Linked DNA regions of Homo sapiens: region 1 is linked to region 2. Evidence: chromatin contacts called from ENCODE Hi-C or POLR2A ChIA-PET data. All regions are on one chromosome and are shown on one strand. The core of a region is the stretch at or near the end of the contact, and the rest is flanking DNA. Distances in the headings are between cores, read along the strand shown. Region 1 overlaps SYNJ2 (synaptojanin 2). Region 2 overlaps SNX9 (sorting nexin 9).

What was found. A loop is a pair of places that touch in the nucleus more often than their neighbours do. ChIA-PET counts read pairs that join two places held with the same protein, here RNA polymerase II (POLR2A). Pooled maps may share reads with other maps.
Region 1: a pooled map shows a loop between it and region 2 (2.2-fold over the local background). The contact joins two enhancer-like sites. A Hi-C loop is called at or near these places in 5 of 50 pooled maps. POLR2A ChIA-PET finds 5 or more read pairs at or near these places in 7 of 52 experiments (A673, CD4-positive, alpha-beta T cell, Caco-2 and 4 more).

The regions. Positions count from the first base shown.
Region 1 is chr6:158,045,329-158,051,545 of GRCh38, forward strand. The region is part of intron 5 of SYNJ2 (synaptojanin 2); the gene reads left to right. Among named protein-coding and RNA genes, the nearest start is that of SYNJ2-IT1, 47 kb to the left of the region's middle. RefSeq lists an enhancer at 4,138-4,752. Within about 2 kb of position 1,928, at least 5 of the 41 ENCODE cell types and tissues checked have a DNase peak (open chromatin) inside an H3K27ac peak, as active enhancers do.
Region 2 is chr6:157,882,497-157,888,394 of GRCh38, forward strand. The region is part of intron 4 of SNX9 (sorting nexin 9); the gene reads left to right. SNX9-AS1 (SNX9 antisense RNA 1) reads right to left here. Exons shown (of 2, transcript NR_183542.1): 2 at 2,618-2,895. Among named protein-coding and RNA genes, the nearest start is that of SNX9-AS1, 7.4 kb to the right of the region's middle. Within about 2 kb of position 3,480, at least 4 of the 41 ENCODE cell types and tissues checked have a DNase peak (open chromatin) inside an H3K27ac peak, as active enhancers do.

The DNA of each region.
Region 1 (6,217 bases), core at 678-3,177, 160 kb after region 2:
TGAACTCCTGACTTCAGGTGATCCACCCGCCTCAGCCTCCCAAAGTGCTGGGATTACAGGCGTGAGCCACCGCACCTAGCCAGGCCAGTTCAGGGATCCTCTTCCAGGACCTCCAAAGGGCTGTCCTCCAGGCCACAACTGGGGATGGTTCCGACTCTTGGTGAATTCCTCCTGTATTGCACTGCTGCGTCTGTCTGACTCTAGAGTGTTTTGGGGTGCGCGGGAATATGTCTGATTCTTCTCCGTGTGACTCACCCTCAGTCCTTGGAGGGAGTCTTCTGGTTCCCTCTTCTTCTTCTTGTCTTCTCTAAGGCCTCCCAACTCCTTTGGCCACCTTCCCTCCTGTTTCTAAGACTCTCAATGTTCTCATCTCCCTCATCTAAAAAATGACACTCCTTTTTGTCGTTCCCCTCTTGGATTTCATTTTGGTCTTACCTTGACCTTCGTGCTGCCTCAGATGTAGCCTGACCCGCCATGGGATGACTGTGCCTTGGTCTGTCAGGGGCCAGGAGCAGTGGACCACGAGGTCTCAGCTTTTTGGCAGCTGTTTCACCCTCTTAAATTCCTAACATTTGTGCTGCACCAAAGCCTCCATGGTTTCTTCTTTTTGTTTCTTGTTTTGTTTTGTTTTTGAGACGAAGTCTTGCTCTGTCACCCAGGCTGGAGTGCAATGGCACGACCTCGGCTCACTGCAACCTCCACTTCCTGGGTTCAAGAGATTCTCCTGCCTCAGCCTCACAAGTAGCTGGGGTTACAGGCACCCACCACCATGCCTGGCTAATTTTTTTTGTATTTTTAGTAGAGACAGGGTTTCATCACGTTGACCAGGCTGGTTTTGAACTTCTGACCTCAAGTGATCTGCCCGCTTCGGCCTCCCAAAGTGCTAGGATTACAGGCGTGAGCCATCGCGCCCGGCCTCCATGGTTTCTTCAAAACAAGCTTCAGAAGGCTTTAGTGTTCCTTAATCTTATTAAGGATTTGCTAACCTTTGGGCCTAATACCTGTGTTTAGCCTCTAAACACCACTCATCATCAAAGAGAGATGAAGTCATCTTCACAGGGGGCCGGGAGGGCAGCGGGAAGTGGTGGTCTACCGTCACCGGCTTCAACTGTCACTATCAAGCCTAAGGCTGCTTCTAGTTATTTTTCTCCACTTTGAACTTTTTCTCTTCCTTCTTCACTTAGGTTAGATGAAAAGTGCAAAGATTTTGGGGTGAGTAGCTTGCGTATTAAGCTGCAATGCTGTCCCTCCTTGACAGCTGCCGTTGGAAACCCAGGAGCCCAGCAGGATGGGGCAGGGTTGAGCAGAGGGTGGTGGATGAGGATTTGTCTGCATGTTTTCCTGGGTAATGGTACCTTCAGTACTTCCTGACTCCATTTCTAGCAGCCGTGTACCTTTAATAAATTTCATTTTTACGTGTAAATGGGCTGTGCAGTTTATAAATAGCCACATTGAAATTTTACCCTTAAAGCAAATTGCTCCCTGGTCTAGCTAGTTCGAGAATCTATTTATGATCTGTGTCTGTGGTTGACAACGTTGCTCCCCTGGTCATTGTAGAAGCTTCCCCCCACCATATGCTGTATAGACACGTGCCTTGCCAAGGTGAGTTCAGTCTGTCTTTTGAAGTTTCCTGCAACTGAACCAAACGGAGGAGGATGCCGAGTAGAGCAGACCCCTCTTGCCCTGCCTTCACCTCTTTCCTGCCAGAAACCATTCGCCAAGTTTGTGGAGTCGTGGCGCTGGATGGGCTTGTGTGTTTGTACCTTCCTTTTTTCCAAAAAGGACATGAGATGGCTTGTAGTATAACAGTTTCAAAAATAAGTGAAGAGGTCTGGATGAAGGGCAAGAGTCGAATTGGTGCCCACGATGCATGCCGTGGGTCTTGTGTGCGTGGGAAGGAACCTGACGCTTGTTCCAAGCTTCCCCGCAGCCACCACAGAAAGAACCACAGTCACAGCCAGTTTATGACAGTGACTCAGAGCACGAGCTTTGAAGCGACGCAGACCTGGGCTCAAATTCAAACTCTGGCTCCCCTGCTTTGTAACCATGTGTGTTTGAGAGGCTCTTATCTGTGCCAAGCCTTAGTTTACTTTTCTGTAAAATGGGGCTAACAATATCTACCTTATAGGGTTCTAGAGAGGATTAAAGAGCGTAATATAAGAATTTGGCTGGGCATGGGGGCTCATGCCTGTAATTCCAGCAATTTGGGAGGCCAAGGTGGACAGATCACTTGAGGTCAGGAGTTTAAGACAAGCCTGGCCAACATGGTGAAATCCCATCCCCACTAAAAATGCAAAAATTAGCTAGGCATGGTGTCAGGTTCCTGTAATCCCAGTTATTCAGGAGGCTGAGGCAGGAGAATCACTTGAACCTGGGAGGCGGAGTTTGCAGTGAGCCAAGATTGTGCCACCACACTCTAGCCTGGTCAACAGAGTGCGACTCTGTCAAAAAAAAAAAAAAAAAAAAAAAAAAAAAAACACACAGTATCTAGAATCTAAAAAGTACTCAAAATGGCAGCTGCTATTGATACTAATAGAAACAAATGATAACACCCAGGAGATAAAACCAATGGTGGCATCCGGAGAAGCATGGCTCTTGGTGCCGTGAGCACTGAATGAGAGTTTCCTCCTGTCTTTGTGGGAACAGGGACACCGTGAGATGTAGTAACATGAAGACAGCTTCCTGGTCAGTCTTATCTCTCATCCCTCATAGACTCATCGTAAATCAGTAACCCCAGATGAAGCCATTTATTCATCCCAAACATTCACTGAGCGTCTGCCAGGTGTAGGGGGCACCAGGGATCAGATACAGTCCCTACCTTCAGGGAGCAGGGGGCAGGACAGGGCAGTGTTGTGTGGACAGAGCCGTGTTGGAGGAAGGGAGAGGCCCCGGGGGCAGCTCTCCCAGGCTGAGGGTGTGGGGTGGGCTGCCCAAGGGTCCAGACTGGGGAGGGGTGAGGAAGAAGCACTCAGGCAAGGAAGGCAGCCCTTGCAGAGGGAACAATGGGTGCAGGTGTTGTAACCCTTGGGTTCACAGTGATCAGGGAGCATCACTGGGTAGCTTCTTGAAGTCCTGGGCATGAAGGGAATGGGAGGAGAGATAGGAGAGGTGAGCAGGGCTGGGTCAAGGGCCTGTGGATGCTACACTGAGGAGTTTGCATCCCATACCAGCAGCTACTCAAGCAGTACTCCCCAACCTTGCTGCACAGAAGACTCTGCTGGGGAGCTTGAAAAATCCTGATACCCAGGTTGATACCATACACATTAAGTCACAATATCTGGGGCCGGGAGCCAGGCAGCTGTCCTTTTTGAAGACCCATGGGTGACTCCAGCATGCAGAAAAGTATGGGAACCACTCGGTGCTGTGCTGGCAAGCCAGTTTTATTGGGGTCAGACTGGGTGCAGGGAGCTTTGGTTTGTAGCATTTGTCCATTGCTGTGGTGTAAATTCTCCCATCGTGGCCACTTTCAACCTACGGCTCCACATCACTGAGCTCAGAGTTGGGACCAGCTGGGTGCACCGTCGGCTTGCAAGCCTGCAGGAGCTGGCTCCAGCACACACTGGACACTGCTAAAGGGCTGCAAGAGGTAGAGACACAATTAGACAGAAGTCTAGGCAGTGTTAGTTTGGAGGGGAAAGACACCAGATGGGAGGCCGTTGAGCTGAGATTTTTGGGTAACCTTAAGTCTGGTAGGAGTGGTGGGGTGCAGGGGAGAGGTGTGGAGGTGCTGTCTGCGATCCTTGGGCCTCTTGAGTGCTGATCGAGACTCTGCTGTGACTTCCACAGCCAGGAGTTCTCCAGACCCCGACTATCCTCATGGCTGTCTACCTAACCTCAGTCTCTGGTCTATAGGATTGAACTAATGACTTTAGGGGCCAGATAAGAGTAGCTGGCCCTTTGCCCAGAGGGGAGGAGGACGGGGTGGAGGAGAAGGGAAGCTACAAAATGCAGTGACAGTGGTGGACCCTGCCCTCAGCTGCAGCTCGTGCCTGTGGCTTCTGACACCCAGTGACCTCAGGACTAGGTGACACCAGAGAAGGTGGATGCTGGTCAGTGTTGGAGCAGGACAGAGGGGAGGAAGGATATGAGGCCCAAGGAACCCAGACAAAAGGGATGCACGGGGTGACGGAGGAAGGGTGAGCTCCGGAGAGAACATGAGGCCCAGCTCCCCTCCACTTTTGCCCAAGGCCTCACTGTGTTGCCTTTCCACCTGCCTAAAAGAAGCAGCTTAGGGTCATGACTCAGGGAGAGGCGGTTAGACAAGTCCAATAATACAACTTGTTTAGGGGATGGAGGGACCCAGCCTGAGGCCCTGAGCCCAGGGAAGCAGCTGTGGCAAGCTGAGCCTGGTCATGGTGTCCCTGAGGCTCTGCAGGTATGGACATGCCTCTGCTGGTATGCATGCAGCTCTGCAGGTGGGGACACGGCTCTGCAGGTGGGGACATGGCTCTGCAGGTATGCACGTGGCTCTGCAGGTGGGGACACGGCTCTGCAGGTGTCGACATGCCTCTGCTGGTATGCACGCAGCTCTGCAGGTGGGGACATGGCTCTGCAGGTATGCCTGCGGCTCTGCAGGTATGCATGTGGCTCTGCAGGTATGCATGCAGCTCTGCAGGTGGGGACATGCCTCTACCAGTATGCACGTGGCTCTGCAGGTGTGCACCCGGCTCTGCAGGTATGGACACAGCTCTGCAGGTGTGGACAGGGCTCTGCAGGTGTGCATGCAGCTCTACAGGTGTGGATGCACCTCTGCAGGTATGCACATGGCCCCTGGAGCTGTCTTCCCTGCTGTACCTTCTACCCCTTCATGGGCATTTGTAACCTAAGCCAAAAGGGAACATAACAAGTCCAGAAATAAGTCAAAACCAGAACCACTCAAACTTCAGCGTGTGTGCATAGGAATCTCCTGGAGGGCTTGTTAAAACACAGATTCCTGGCCCCACCCCTGGAGAGTCTGGCTCAGCAGATCTGGGGTAGGCCCAGGACTTCGCATTTCTAACAAGCACCCAGAGGAGGTCCAACGACCACACTTTGAGAATCACTGGTCTAGACTTAACAGATCCCTTCTGCCCATTCCCTGCTCTGGTCATTCACCCGGGGGTGGTGCTCCCGACTGACTTCTTAGTTCTCTGAGGTAGAAAGGTTTGTTGTCAGCAGTGATACTGGACTAGCCACTGCAGGGGATATTGACCATGCCTGTGACAGTTGGGCCCAGCCCTGTCCACACGGAATGCTTGTCTAAGTCCAGGATAAAAGACAAGCCTGAGGCCTCAGAAAAGATGTGCTGCAGCCCCTGTCCGGGCTGTGCCTTCTGCTGTGGGCAGCTGATTCCAGGGCATGCCGTCTGCTTGCCACATTCCCTGAGTCCTCACTGATGTGGTTGAGGGGACCCCATCAAAGGCAGGTGCCTCATTTCACTCTGCTTTGCTGCCTGTTCCCTGGACTCAAGGGCATAGTTTCTGTCAAATTAATTTGCGCTTGTGCAGGTTTGTTAGAAACTTTGAAGTGCTTCTGGGTCTTTCCATGGGGGTTCTGGTTAGGTGTCATCACCCAGGCCAGGGGATTCAGCGTCTCCCATCCCTTTCCCACCTTTCCATGACACCCAATGGCATGTTGACTCGGAGGGCGCTCAGTAACTGAGGAATGGACTGCTGACTGATAGTGCAGTTTATATGTTAACGGGGGAGCTATAGAGCCTGGGGATTGGAGCCTGCTAGGTCCAGTCATCTGTGCAACAGTTTCTACCTAATTAAAAGAAGAGGCTTTGGGTTATGACTCAGGGAGAGACAGTTAGACATGTCCAGTAATAGAACTTGTCACGACGGAGAGCCAGGCTCCTCAGCCCTGGCCTGCCAAGCTTGTATTCTCTTCTTACTGTGCTCCCATGGGGAATGATCCTATAAACAGCTGCTGCTCATTGCTGAAGCCAGGGGAGACTTCTTGTGATGACTGACAGACCACACAGAGCAGGTAGCCCCTCTCTTGGGTTTTAGCCCTGGTGACCTCTCATAGGGTGGCTGAGGGGTACACAGACCCGCTGACTTCCCTCAGGGTGCAGGATGGAGCAGGCCTCTCGGTAGTGCGACCATGAAAGTTTTCAAATTTTCTGAGATTTCCTCAGCCAGGTGTTGATGGCCATGGGGATAAAGGACAGAGGTAACACAGGCAGCAAAAAAATAAAAAAAAACCCCACAGGTTTGGGGTGAGCCTTTCTTAG
Region 2 (5,898 bases), core at 2,230-4,729:
GTGATTCCTCTGATGGATCTGGGCAAAGTACATCGAAAACCTTCTGAAAAGGATTCATCGTTCTGGATGCCATGAAGAACATTCATGATTCATGGAAGAAGGTCAAAATGTCAACATTAACAGGAGTTTGGAAGAAGTAGATTCCAACCCTCATAGAAGATGTTCATGAAGGAAGTAACTGCAGATGTGGTAGAAATACTAAGAGAACTAGAATTAGAAGTGGAGCCTGAAGATGTGACTGAATTTCTTCAACCTCATGATAAAACTTGAACAGATGAGGAGTTGCTTCTTATGGATGAGCAAAGAAAGTGGTTTCCTGAGATGGAATCTATTCGTGGTGAGGATGCTATGAACATTGTTGACAACAAATGATTTAGAATATTCCATAAACTTAGTAGATAAAATAGCAGCAGGATTTGAGAGAATTGATTCCAGTTTTGAAAGAAGTTCTACTGTGGGCAAAATGCTATCAAACAGCATCACATGCTACAGAGAAATCTTTCATGAAAGGAAGAGTCAATTGACATGGCAGACTTCATTGTCTTGTTTTAAGAAGTTGCCACAGCCACCCCAACCTTCAGCAACCACCACCCTGATCAGTCAGCAGTCATGAACATCAAAACAAGACCCCCCCGCCACCCCAGCAAAAAGGGTGCAGCTTGACTAGTGGAAGGCTCAGATGATCGTTAGCGATTTTTAGCAATAAAGTATTTTTAATTAAGATATGTATTTTTTATACATAATGCTCTCGCACACTTATACGGTATAGTGTAACCATAACTGTTATGTACACTGGGGGACCAAAAAAGTCCACATGACTCACTTTAACGTGATGGACTGGAACCAAACCCTCAGCATTGCTGACGTATGCTTTTATGTCATCTCCTTGTTTAAGAAACTTCAGAGTCTCCTCTATTGCCTTCTGGAATAATCATTTGCTACATGTCAGCAGGGCTATCCCAGGAGAAGGTCTTTGTGTATCAGAGTTAGGCAAGCAGACGCTGAACGGTTCATGGTAGGGAAACTGTAGAAGAAATTCATCTGAATTTGAGGTTGAAGTACTTTTCCAAGCTCAGTTCTATTTCTGTGATGCCTCAGTGTGGCTACCCATCATCACCTTATCTTTAAGTTATGTATTTGTCTCCAGGCAAACTGATGATTCTCCAAATATGTCCCATGCTGTCTCACCTTTTATTTGTACCTTTGGCTTGCTCTTCTGAGAATAACAGAGTGACTCCTTCCATCTTTCAGAAGCCCATCTCTTCAGGTTCAGCTCAAATACCATGTCTTCTATAAAACCTTTTGTTTTCTGTTTTACTTCTCTGGATTCCCTTAGCACAATTTGTGACTCTTATACAAATTATATTGCTTATTTGTAAATTGTTAAGCTTGATAAGCAAAGAATTTATCTTTTTTTCTATTCCCAGTGACCTATAAGAGACTTTGTACCATAATACTCTGTTCTTGTTTGAATAATTTTTTTTCAGTTATAAATACATCAAAAGGTACTTTACAATGTAAGGTATTAAAAGACTTACAGATTTCCTGAATCCCTGCCTTGGAGAAGTTTGTGTTCTTAACACCGACCACAGGCCTAGGAGCTGTCCATCACTGGCCTGTTATTCTCCCATCTGACGGGCTACCCAATCAAAAATGGGAAGATTCTCTTACAGAAAATTCTCTGGCATTGTTATTTTTTTAAAACAGTTTGGATATTAAACAAATGCTTGAAGTTAAGTGGTATTTAAGGATATAACATTTTTCTCTACAGAGATTTTCCATGTAATTATATTTGTTGCAAAGGAATTTTTATTGGTTATAGGATGAGGAAGGCAATGGTAATTTTATGTTGGAACTACATTTTGCTTTCTTAGTTCTCAAAAGTCTATTTTTAGGCCATTTTAGGCCTTTTTTGGTAGTCCATTTAAAAATAAATTGATAAAAGAAACCCTCACAAAGGTTCAGTATTAGATGTGCTTATACCTTCATTAACTCACATAAGTCTTATAATGCCTTAGACATCTCGTAATTGCTTATTGAGACTTTCTCTTTACAGAACTTTATTGAAAAGGTTCTTTCCATCTCTTCACTCTCACTCCCACCCCCCCGTATGAATTCTTTTTAGTTGGTAATAGGGCTTTTTAAGGAAGATCATATACCAGTGTTAGAGGATTTATGGACATTTGCCTTCAGAACTGCATGAGGCTGTCATTACTAACCTTGTGTGCTTTTTCACAGATCCCTGACATCTATGAGACAGCTTTGTTCATCTCAGGAACCTTTCAAAAATACATGCTGGTGAAGTTTGTTATATAGGGTGGTTTTTGTTTGTTTTGTCTAACTGGAAACAAACTATTAAAGCAAAGTCTTTTTTTTTAACCTTAAAACTGCAGTGATGAAGGACCAGCCAGCATTGTTATACGTACATCCTGTCATCAGCACAGTGTAAAAGCTTATTTCACATGGACTTCTCTTAGGTCTGTCTGGAAGCAAATTATTTGCTGATTGTAGCGCCATCCTATTCTGTACTCAAAGCTACCTATTTTAGGACTTTGAGCTATCTGAGTAAGTAGACTCTCTAAGCTAATACAAACATTATCCATTTACCTTAAGTAAATTTTTAGTGTTTTAATTATCTTTATTTAAAAAATAAACACCTGAAATTGACATCTGTAGGTTCAGAATATGACTTAACAAAGGATTTGTTAAATAATTTCACCTCTTTTGGTAATTCCCAATCAGTAATGTTGATATGACTGGCTATAAATAGATTGAGTCTGCTGTGATCTACCTTCATTTTTAGAAGAATGTACAAGTTTTATGTTCCACCAGTGGTTTTCTAACGTCAGTACAGATTCATCTGTAGAATTAGGTCATGTCCTTTGAGCCAAAGATCTGTAAAGAACAAAACAGGAAACTTGTCAAATTCTTCCGTATTTTGAGCTAAAGTGGTTAGATTTTTTTATATAAGAGAATATTATAACCTCTTCAGTCCCTTTTGAGGAAAAGAGTTAAATTTTTGTCAGAAATTCTGGTTTAGATGTTCTCTGGTTTAAGAATCAGATATTATTTGCTTTCTATTCCTACTTCCTAACACAGTTGCACGTGGTATAGTCGTAAGATGGGCCGTGGCATGATAGGCCAGATGACATCATCACAGGTGGTGTGGAAGGATGTGACAGGCACAGTGAGGAGTTCCTTATGTGGTGATAGGCGGACCCCTGAATGCCTACAGGGCCCCATCCCAAGATAATAACATAGAAAGTAGTTAGCCTGCGATTGGGAACTCCTCTTAACTGGTGGACTTACCAGATGGGATGATCTGTACTGACCTGAAGTGGACGTTTGGTGTCTGCTGGAAGGAATTAGGTGGCCCATAAGAGCTGCGACCACTCACAGTATGTTTTGAGCTTTCATAGACCCTTTGTACATGTTTGGTAGAAAGCCAAACGGAAAGCAGCTTTAATTAAATATGTTACCATTTTCATTAATTCTTAAACCTAGCCCTCCTTCGAGGCCTGATGTAGTTACGATGGAGACAGACAGACGTCGTGGTGCCATTGCTCATCTCTGCCACGCCACAGTTGCTGTTCTCATGGTCTGTGCAGTGAGAACTCTTCCTCTTGGGCCATGTCTTAGCTGCTTACTAGGAAACCAGTGAACTGAGTCAGGTCTAACCATGTCATCCAAACAAGCGCTTGCCCTGCTTACTGCATTTTTTTGTTGTCAGAAGTAGGGGTTTATTTCTTACTGGTCCCAGTTCCCCAAGGATGTCATATGAGGAGCAAGAATACAACATAAAAAAAAAATAACAAAACCAGAAACTACTATTTTTGTGGTCAGCAGTTGCTAATTAGCATTATTACTGTCTTTAAAAACAATTAGTAAAGTAACCTTTTATTTTATTGTTACAGAAGCAGTACATATGCATTGTAGAAAATTCAGACTAGAAAAAGAAAAGTATCCCATTTCCACAATCACTACTCTTTACACTAGGTGTCTTATTTTCTCTCTGTGAACGTGGGTATACACACAAACATACAGATATAAATTGTATATAAATGGTAATGGTTTACCACCAGTTGGTAATCCTTGCCAGAATCAGAAATGTTATTCCTTCCACGCTTAGCTGGTTTCATCTAGAAAGCAGCACTTTCCTGTATCAGCTGGAGCTAGTTAATTATGTCGAATTCCAATTTGGAATTCAGGATAGATGGCTAATTCCACCTCTCCTTAATTGCCATGTTTCAAAGTAAGAAGTTATTTTATAGCTACTACAAATAGTGACCAATGAAGAAAGCATTCCTGTCTTTTTTTCTGACAGTAGCATGGATGTATGGATTTACATTGATTTCATAATGTGTTTTGTTTTTTTTTTCTTTGTGCTTAAAGTTATCACCTTTTGGAAGCCCATTCAAGCTGAGTCTTCTACCTCATTAATATTTGAAACCTCTCTTGCTCTTAAATAGTGCTAAGTCTTTCATCTCTGTCAGTACTGTATCAGCTTAATCTTTCTCTTCATTATGGGTCATATTTTCCTTGCTTCTTTTCATGTCTGATAAATTATGAGTGGATGTCAGACATTGCAATTTTCACCTTGCTATATGCTGGATATTTTTGCATTCCCATAAACATTTTTGAGCCTTGTTCTGGGATGCACCTAAGTTACTTTGAAATAATCTGATTATTTCAGGTTTTATTTTTAAGCCCAGAGCAACATTTAGCTTAGGGATATTTTTGCCCCTTTCCTGAAACAAATCCTTTGTAGTATTGTACCCGATGCCCCGTGAATCATGAAGTTTTCCATCTAGGCTGGTGGGAATAGCCCTGTGTGAGGGGTTGCACTCTTGATTCACTCTTGATTCTTCCGTGTGTGTCTTTCCCTGACCTTGGGTAGACCCCTCACGTGATGGGCTGATCAGTGCAGATCTGCAGTGTCCTCTGCAGTCTCCAGAGCTCTCTCTCTGCGTCTCTGTCTTCCCCAGACTCTGTATCCTCCCACCACAGAGACCGCCGAGCTTTGTGTGGGTTTTCCATGCCTGCTCCGTGTCCTGGAGAGTCTCTCCACGCAGTGAATGGGCACTTGTGGGCTTACTCTGTCTGTCTCCCGTATCTCAGGATCACTTCTTCACTGTCTGGTGTCCAGTGATTTGAACACGGTTTCCTATATTTCATCATATTTTTTGTTTTCATTGGGAGCATAAACTGGGTCCCTGTTACTCCATCTTTGTTGTCTGCTTTGCGTATTAACTGATTTTCAACTCCAAGTTTATTTTCATCTCTCAGGTGAGAATAATACCACCGCTTATTTCACAGGAGAGTTGCGCCTGAAAAGGATGCTGTCGTCCACTATATAAATGTTTGTAGTACTGACTTCCCTACAGGACAGTTGTGGAACCGGGATTTGAAGCCTGGAAGCTGGGCTCCAGAATGGTCCTCTTAACACATCTGCTGCAGTTTACCCATCAATTGGCTTCTTGGAAGCGCATCAGTCAGTTACCTCTTCTCACAAGATGCTGTATTGTAGGCCAGTTAGACCCTAAGAGCACACACCGGGAGACATTGTGTTCACAGACCAGCTGGGCTGTTGTGTCATTCACAGCTGCGATTGGTAGGACTCACTGTGGCTCTGTGGTTAGCTTCAAGTTGACCAGGTGGCTTTGCTGATTTTGTCTGGACTCTCTCACATACATGTCTAATGCCTCTGAAAGCAAAAGGTTCAGAATATTAACATTTTTTTTAACTTGGCTATTTCTGTTTTTTCCTCTGGAGTTTGTTTCTCTGGCTGTATGACTTGCATGATACTTAATCCATTCTTTCTGTGCTGCTTATAGTTATTTTTAGGGTTTCATTAATACTGTATCATGATGCCAAACAACAGACTTTAGAAAATATAAT